3 separate regions of the Homo sapiens genome follow, and all the other regions are linked to region 1. Evidence: chromatin contacts called from ENCODE Hi-C or POLR2A ChIA-PET data. All regions are on one chromosome and are shown on one strand. The core of a region is the stretch at or near the end of the contact, and the rest is flanking DNA. Distances in the headings are between cores, read along the strand shown. Region 1 overlaps TRAK1 (trafficking kinesin protein 1). Region 2 holds the start of VIPR1 (vasoactive intestinal peptide receptor 1). Region 3 holds the start of NKTR (natural killer cell triggering receptor).

What was found. Hi-C counts contacts between places; a loop is a spot of excess contacts on that map. ChIA-PET counts read pairs that join two places held with the same protein, here RNA polymerase II (POLR2A). Pooled maps may share reads with other maps.
Region 2: a pooled map shows a loop between it and region 1 (2.3-fold over the local background). The contact joins the promoter of VIPR1 here to the enhancer-like site in region 1. A Hi-C loop is called at or near these places in 3 of 37 single-sample maps with no recorded cell type and 5 of 50 pooled maps. POLR2A ChIA-PET finds 5 or more read pairs at or near these places in 2 of 52 experiments (K562 and activated CD4-positive, alpha-beta T cell).
Region 3: a loop to region 1 is called in a pooled map, with 4 times the contacts of the local background. The contact joins the promoter of NKTR here to the enhancer-like site in region 1. A Hi-C loop is called at or near these places in 2 of 50 pooled maps. POLR2A ChIA-PET finds 5 or more read pairs at or near these places in 3 of 52 experiments (GM12878, activated CD4-positive, alpha-beta T cell and activated T-cell).

What each region holds. Positions count from the first base shown.
Region 1 is chr3:42,195,337-42,198,167 of GRCh38, reverse strand. The region is part of intron 10 of TRAK1 (trafficking kinesin protein 1); the gene reads right to left. Among named protein-coding and RNA genes, the nearest start is that of CCK, 69 kb to the left of the region's middle. RefSeq lists enhancers at 1,901-2,030, 2,111-2,220. Within about 2 kb of position 1,372, at least 3 of the 41 ENCODE cell types and tissues checked have a DNase peak (open chromatin) inside an H3K27ac peak, as active enhancers do; they include GM12878, where a contact is called at or near this core.
Region 2 is chr3:42,501,320-42,504,019 of GRCh38, reverse strand. VIPR1 (vasoactive intestinal peptide receptor 1) reads right to left here and starts at 1,377. Exons shown (of 13, transcript NM_004624.4): 1 at 1,207-1,377. The coding sequence starts at 1,284. RefSeq lists silencers at 1,119-1,618, 1,679-1,778 and an enhancer at 2,306-2,700.
Region 3 is chr3:42,599,390-42,602,089 of GRCh38, reverse strand. NKTR (natural killer cell triggering receptor) reads right to left here and starts at 1,404. Exons shown (of 17, transcript NM_005385.4): 1 at 1,312-1,404; 2 at 1,026-1,106. The coding sequence starts at 1,083. It also overlaps a transcript of SEC22C not described here. RefSeq lists a silencer at 1,101-1,310.

The DNA of each region.
Region 1 (2,831 bases), core at 123-2,622:
TACCCACAGGACCAAGTGTGTGCAGAAAAGCACCAGTTCAGCACCAGAGGAGGATATCCATGGAGGATAACCTGAAGGGAAAGGCTAAATTCATGTTAAACAACAGAACAACCTGTGATGATGGACGCATCCTCTGTGCTGGGACATATGTACATGTGGAAACCACCAGCCAGGGGTGGCTAGTGAGCACAAGAAATGTGGCTTGTGACTGAGGACCTGAATTCGTAATTATATTTTAACTTAATTGATTTAAATTTGCACAGCCACATGTGGCCAGTGGCTTCCCAGCAGATACCGCCTGGGGACTCCAGGGCATCCACCTCAGCAGCTTCATGGTCCATGCGGATGCTCCGGTCTGGAGGCTGGAACCAAGCGGGGAGACTCCACAGGAGTCAGCAGGAAGTGAGATGAATAAAGGGCTAGCAGGCTTTTTTCAGTCCTTGTTCACAAATATGCATTTTATTTTGTAATTATTACCCACAGATTGCCATTAAACGTTATGTCCAGTAAGGACTTCCCTAGGTGAGTCTGACATCTTTTAAGCCAGCTTATTTTTTAATACTGTTATTCACCACATAATTTACAAATAGAGAAGAAAGGACCTTCATACACCTTAAGAAAAATGAAGTGTCAAATTACTACAGTCAGCCCTCCGTATCTGTGGGTTCCACTTCTTCAGATTCAACTAATCTTAGATAGAAAATTTGGGGGGAAAAAAAACAAAAAATAATACAAATTTAAAAATCGGTACAGTATAACAACTCCTTACATGGCATTTACATTGTATGAGGTATTACCAGCAATCTAGAGATGATCTTTTTGTATGTGGAAGGGCATGCATAGGTTATAAGCAAACACTATGCCCTTTTATATCAGAGACTTAGGCATTGAAGGATTTGGTATCTGCAGGGGGTCCTGGAACCAATCCCCCTCAGATACTCAGGGATGACTGTAATTTCAAAGCCATACTGAGAAAAAGTCACATGCAGGCTCTGTGACTTGTTTTTGGCCATGACCCTCTCCCCTCTGGCAATCCAGGCAAGTCTGTGGACTCCTTCCTGGAATAATATTTTTAGGCAAATAAAATTATGATTATAAAAGAAGGCAGATATGTATCAATATAACAACGTGTGTGTGTGTGTGTGTGTGTGTGTGTGTGTGTGTGAGAGAGAGAGAGAGAGAGAAAGAGAAAGAGAGAGAGAGAGAGAGAGGAGAAAGGAGAGAGAAATTAGTTCAGGACTGGTTACTGCTGTCATTTTGAAGTGGAGATCAGCATCTGTGGTGTTGTGAGGCAGCTGTAACAACTGAAATGTGCCATAGGGCCAGGCGCGGCGGCTCATGCCTGTAATCCTAGCACTTTGGGAGGCCGAGACGGGTGGATCACCTGAGGTAAGGAATTCGAGACCAGCTTGGCCAACATGGTGAAACCCCATCTCTACTAAAAATACAAAAAAAAAAAAAAATTAGCCGGGCGTGGTGGCACATGCCTGTAGTCCCAGCTACTTGGGAGGTTGAGGCAGGAGAATCGCTTGAACTCAGGAGAGGGAGGTTGCAGTGAGCCAAGATCGCACCACTGCACTCCAGCCTGGATGACAGAGCAAGACTCCGTCTCAAAAAAAAAAAAAAAAGAAGAAGAGAAAAAGAAATGTGCCATAAAAATACCTGTGATTTCTAATGATGACAAAGTCACAAGCAGTGCTAATATCACTGTGACCTGGTGACCTTCATACAGGAAGGAAATATTGAGTACAATTAGGAACTAATTTCACAGGCCCCCCCCAAATTTCGTCTGTGGATCCCAGATGAACTCCTGCCATTGGGCAAGAGAATTGGGAACATAGTTGTGCAAAAACTGCTACTCACTGTTTTATTCAGCGATTAGAATGGCTAGGAGCAAAAGAGGCAGATCTGGGCGTTCTGCATGATGCAATCTTTAGACTGCTTTAAATACCTTTAATGCATAATACACTTTAAAAATAGCCATCTTCAAAAACTGGGCTGTGCCAAGAGCTACAGAAAAAGGCAAACAAAAACTTTACCTCAGCAAATATGAAAGCTGAGAATCCCTCAAAAAGAAACTGAAATGCAAATTTCAATTCGACTTTTCTCACACAATAGTTCAGTTTTCAAAGAGAGGTCTGCCCTTGAGAGTGGGGAAGGCAGTGGAGTGGATCCTGGGTGCCCAGGAAACAAGACAGCGCCAGGAGCTCACTGCACCAAGATGACAAGCCAGGAAGGAGGGAACCCAGGTAAGGAGCCTGCAAAGCTACACAGGCCAGCGTGTGAGCCAAGTGTGGTTAGCGCTAGATCAGGGAACTTGGGGGACTGAATATTCTTTGCTGCTTTTACTGAGATTCCTGGAATCACTGGATCACCCATCTGTGCCCTAGAAAGCTGACTATGTTATATGTCTTTCTTTTTGTTTCCCTCAGATTTCAGTGAAGCTTCTTGAGGCGGAGAGGGGGTGGTGGCTATTCTAGCCTGACTTCCTGACTTTGATGCATGGGAGCAAAGAAGAAAAGAAATCACGATTTAGGGAAGGTGGGCCAGACAACAAGGAGTGGGGGATGGGGATAGTATCTGCTGGGGGTCAGCAATGGGGGCTGAAGGGAAAGAGCTCCAAGGAAAAGGCCAATTTCAGAAGGGACAGAATCTCACGAGCATTTACGCAGCCATCCGCTCCTATCTCACTTGGGGGAGTTTCTCTCAAAAGCTCTTCTCTCCTCAGAGAGCATTTAGCATTTCATCAAACCATGGAAATAGAGCTGGAATACACAGGAGTTCTTGAGTTTGCTCTTTAGGCCATCTGTCTATCTGTCCAACTATCCGTC
Region 2 (2,700 bases), core at 128-2,627, 310 kb before region 1:
AGGTCCGCTCCTAGGACAGGCAATGAGCTTCCCATTCCCAGGGTGCTCAAGACATCCGCTAGATGGAAACACAGAGATACCTGCTCTGGTGGAGGTGATGGTAAGGGAAGTGACCATGGGAGAGAATGAACTAGATAATCAAGATTCCTCACCCTCCCCCAGCCAACTTGGAGTGGGCATTTAAGGCCCTGCCTAAGCAGCAACTCTAGATTACTCAAAGTCTGGGGTAGGGAGAAAATCAACCTTTGTCTAGGTCTAACTGGTGGGAGACAGATGTGGCTCTTGTGTCTCTGGACCTCGCTTTGCCCATCTGTAAAATGGGCTTCAGTAGACTCAATGAGTGCTGAGGTCTCCCCTGTTCTAGAGTGAGATGATCCATGCATCTCCTGCCTCAATCAGCATCTGCCTCCCAGCCCAGGTAAGCCATCCACAGGAACACATATCACACCCACACATGGGGCACACGAGTACACATGTATCAAGGGCATACACATACCCACGTTGAGAGGAAGCAGAAGTGGGAGGAAGAGGGAGGCCACTGCTTGTTGGCATTGGCTCCCTGCTCAGCTCTCTCCATGTACAGGCCTGGCCCCTCCTGTTAACCACCACCCTTAGCCCCTCACTGCCCACCAGCTTCCACCTTGGGGTCTGGTACCTTTTTGCTTTGCTCAGTGGGAGGGCACACGGAGGGATGTGCCTGTCACTCACCTGATCCCAAGAACCCCTTCTCAAGTCCTGGGGCCCCCAGCACTGGTTCTGATGCTGACAGCCCACAGGCACCTCCAGACGGTCACAGCACACAAGAACGGCCCCTCACATCCTCCCTCTCACCTACGGTGTACCAAACCTTCCATCTCAATCGGCCGCAGTACCTGACTCTGCACCCACTGGCCGCCCCACCCCGCTGCGCACCCACAACCACGACAAGGAAGGCAAGTCTGGGGCCCACTCTTCCCCGCTGCCCCTCCACTGATGCTGTGCCTGCTCCGGGCTGCGCTGGGAGGGACTGGGCACGACCAATATCCCAGCCCTCGCGTCTAGGTTCGGTCTGGAGCGGTGGGAGGAGGCGAGTCGAGATGCTTGATGTCCCCTATTCCTCTTACACAGACACGCGCACAGACGGCCCGGCTCCCGCCATCCCCCACCTCCCCCGCCCTCCGCAACCCCCAGGCTGCCGGGACTCTGGGCGGCCGGGCGAACACTCACCGCCGGCCCAAGGGCCCAGGCGAGGGCGCCTGCCAGCACGCATAGCCAGCGGGCGGGCAGCGGACTTGGCGGGCGCATGGTCTGCCCTGAGCCCGCGGCGGGCGGCCCCGCGCGGGCAAAGAGCTGGCGGGCGGCGCACCAGGCGGGCGATGGCCGGGAGCCTGGCAGAGTGGCGCTGGCGCTGTGGCCCCAGAGCTAAGAGGCGCAGCTCAGGGCTGGGGGCGGGCCCCGGGGGCTCGTCTGACGGGCGGCGGATCTAGCCAATGGATGGGTGGAGGCGGGGCCGCCGCGCAGGTATGGGGCGGGGCTGGGGAGCCCCTGCCAGTGAGGAAGCTCTGCTCTCTCTTTGCCAATCCCACACCTTGGTCTTCCGTCGTGAGACATTTATAGGCCTTCGCCCCTCCGGGCTCATCACCCGGGAATCTCGAGACCCGAACACATTCCATCCTTCCATGCTTAGCTCACGACCTTCGCAAGCTCCCACCTCTGTATCCACCCTCAGCCCCATCCCAGGGCGCTCCTCATGTCTACCCTCGGAGCCACCTCCTCCAGGAGGCCTCCCCGCCAGCCTCCCCATTTCCCACCTGTGCGTCTCCGAGGGTTCGTGCGCGCAAATCCGATTACGAGACAGGAAGTGCCACTTATCTTCCCAGGCTGCGAGCTGGGGCCCAGCAAGTGTCCAGGCGCTGACAGAGATCGGGTTGTTTGATCAATTTTCAACAACCCCAATTCATCCTTCGCGCCGAAGAAGCCAGGCGAGAGGAAGCGAGGGCTCGAAAGAGGCCCGACTCTGGGTTCCTTGGTGTTCCCTGCTCCCGGGTGACCTGGTGGGGCGCGCTCAGCACCTGTTGGGTGCCCTGGCCCTTCAAGCCTCGGGAGACCTGCTCCAGGGAGGATGAGGTGTCCGCACCCTCGCGGGTCTCGTCCAGGGCACCTCCCCAGGGAGGCTGGGCTGAAGTGCCAGCGCCCTCGCGTGGGGAGCGAGGTCTGCTCCCAGCCCGCAGGCCGACTCCGCAGCTGACCTAAAACGATCCACAGACGTCGTCCTCCTCCTGCATTCCCTATTTTACAGCTGGGGATACTGGGGTCCAGAGAGGGGCCAGGACCCTGGCCGCCTGCCTTTGGTGCTGAGCTTCCAAGGGGCGGCTGCTCGGCCGCTGGGTGACACCGGGTCAGCCCCTTTTCTCGTTTATTCGTCCCTGGCATGGGGAGCGGGGTCACCAGCTCTGCGCCCTGGGAGCGCGTCTTCTTGTGGACCAAGCGCAGGTGGCTGCTAGCCCTCTTTCTACGGGCTCGAGCCTGCACAATCGAGGCTGGAGATGTGGTCGCGGCGGCAGGATAGAGTGGCTGGCGGAGCCGTGTGACAGAAGGAGAGGCGGAGTTCAGTGGAGAGGCGGAGAGGGCAGCGGGTCCCAGAGCCCTGAGCAGAATGTGCGGCTACCTGAAGGAGGTCCCGCGCTAGGCTTTGGCTGAACAGCAGGCGCGCAGGAGCTC
Region 3 (2,700 bases), core at 155-2,654, 400 kb before region 1:
TGTTTCCCTCTACCACGAATGCTCTTCTTAAATACGGCTCACTTCATCTCCTTCTGATACCTGCTTAAATCTCATCTTCTCAAAATGGCCTTGTCTGACCAACTTATTAAAATAGTATCCCAACTACAAGTCACTGTTATTTTTTTCCTAGTTGTCCGTCTTCCCCCCAATAGAATATAAACTATAAAAGGAAGAGGCCTTTGTTTTATGCGCTGCTCTATCTCCAGACCCTAGAACAGTAGCAGGCTCTCATAAGAATATGCAGAACAAGATGTTGCACAAAGACAACACATATATATATGTCTCCAATTAAAACTTTTGTCACGGATAACAAAAAAAGCTAAGAAAACAGTTTGAAACCCTGCACGCTCTGCTACTTAGAATGAAATAACTATGCTTTAGAAGGAAATGTTTCATTTAAAAAAAATACACTAACAAATGTCTGGATTCCCTAAAGACAAACATTAATGCTAAGTGCATGCATGCTGCAATTCTGCTGGTACAAAATGCTCTGGTTTATCACAAAAGATCTTCACTAAGCCATTTTCCCAGGAACCACGAAATTCTAGCTAAAGATTCTTAAGGAAAAATAGAGGCAAAATTAACATATTAGTGATATATCGTGATTAGGAAACACACAATATTTCCTACTAGTTGAAACTTCATAGCACCAAGCAAGATAACCGGAAATCGGATCGGGAGTGTCTGCCTCACGGAGACACTGGGAGAGAAAAAGTCCTCAAAGAACTGCACCTCCTTTTCTTGGCGCCAGGCTGGCTACGAGGACTCAGTCCGGAGATGCAGCGGGGTGTGTGGGGTTTGGCAGGAAGAGGCCCGGACTGCGAGTTAGGGGTGTGCCCAGGCCACCTTCCTCTCCCACTGATTTTCTCTCAAGAGAAAACGGAAAGTTGCCTGCGCCTCCTACCCGCTCCCAAAAAGGCCGGGGGAGGGTTGCTGAGGGTAGACCCCTCCCCTTCGCCAAGGCAGGCCTCGGCCCCAGCAGCGCTCCCCAGTTTCCAGCTCACCCGGCTCCCGGTTGATCTCGATGTCGAAGTGGCACTGCGGCCGGTCCTGCGCCCCCATCGCGACCGAGGTGGCGGCAAGAGCTGGGAGAGAGGGGGAGAAAAGCGGTCAGGGCAGGGGCGAGGGCGGGGGCGAGGGCAGGGGCGAGGGCGGGGCTGAGACGAAGTCCGCGCCACGGTGCCTCACGCCGGCCCGTCGCGACAGCGCAGGAGGCCAAGACGAGGCCCCCTCCCGCCCCGGGCCTCGCGGCTCCCACGCAGCGCGCACGCATGCGGGCGAGCTCTTCACCTGGCTGGCCTCCAGCCTGAGCGGGTCCCCGTGAGCAGAAGAGAAAGCACTGCCACTGCAGCCAAACCCCAACGCCGCTAACGGAACGCCGTCTCCTCCCCCAGGCCGGGCCTCCCAATGCCACGCTAAACCCCGCGAGAGTCGGGACAAATACCGCGAGAGTACAGTCTAGATGGGGGTGGTCAACCGAAGGTGGCGGCAGCGGGGGCGTACGCACGGGGGCGTACGCACGGGGGCGTGTCTGGGGAGCTCTCGAGGAGCCTCCAGCCAGCGCTCCTATACCTGCGCGTTCCCTGTTTGCCCCCCCCTTTGAAGTCAGTCGCCCAATCTGAAAGCCGTGGATGCGCCTGCGCCCTCCATCTCGTCAGGTGTGGCTGTGAGCGCCGCGCATTTTCCGATACCGCGAGACTTCTCTGTTTCCGAGCGCTGTGAAGGAACTGAGTGAATTGAGGCTTTGAGTTTTCGTTAGCCAAGACGTTGTGTTGCTCTGTGTTCTTTTTGGCCGGGAGTGGTTATGTCCGTGTCCTACTGTTAGGTCTTTTAGGCTGAAGAATGCGTTCCTTCCCGCTTTGGCACCAGCGTCACTGGCACCGTTTTTGTCCTGTGCTTACTGACCATTCTGCATCTTTTGTGAAGTTTCAGTTCCAGTCTTCTGCCCGTTTTTAAATCTGGTCCTTCGTGTTTAACAGTTCTGGATACAAATGTTTTGTTAGATATATGTATGCTCTGAATGAAAATCTTTTGTTACATAAATGATTGCGAAGTCTTTTTCCCAATCTGGGCCTGTCGTTTCATTGTTTTGACGTTTTTGGCAAAGAAGTTTTTAATTCTGATTAAGTCAATTGGTCAGTTTTATATTTTAATGGTTTGTGCTTTTCCTGTGCTAGGAAATCTCTGCCTACCTCAAGTTCTTGAAGATATTCTGTGTTCTCATATATGTTTTACATAGTCTTTAACGTGTAAGTCTATGATATGATCTAATATCATTAATTTTTGCTTATGTTGTCAAGTAAGTGTCAACATTTTCCTATTGGGATATACAGTCGTTCCATTACCGTTTGTTGAAAAGACTCTTTTTTTTTTTTTTGAGACGGAGTCTCGCTCTGTCGCCCAGGCTGGAGTGCAGTGGCGGGATCTCGGCTCACTGCAAGCTCCGCCTCCCGGGTTCACGCCATTCTCCTGCCTCAGCCTCCCAAGTAGCTGGGACTACAGGCGCCCGCCACTACGCCCGGCTAATTTTTTGTATTTTTAGTAGAGACGGGGTTTCACCGTTTTAGCCGGGATGGTCTCGATCTCCTGACCTCGTGATCCGCCCGCCTCGGCCTCCCAAAGTGCTGGGATTACAGGCGTGAGCCACCGCGCCCGGCCTGAAAAGACTCTTATACATTG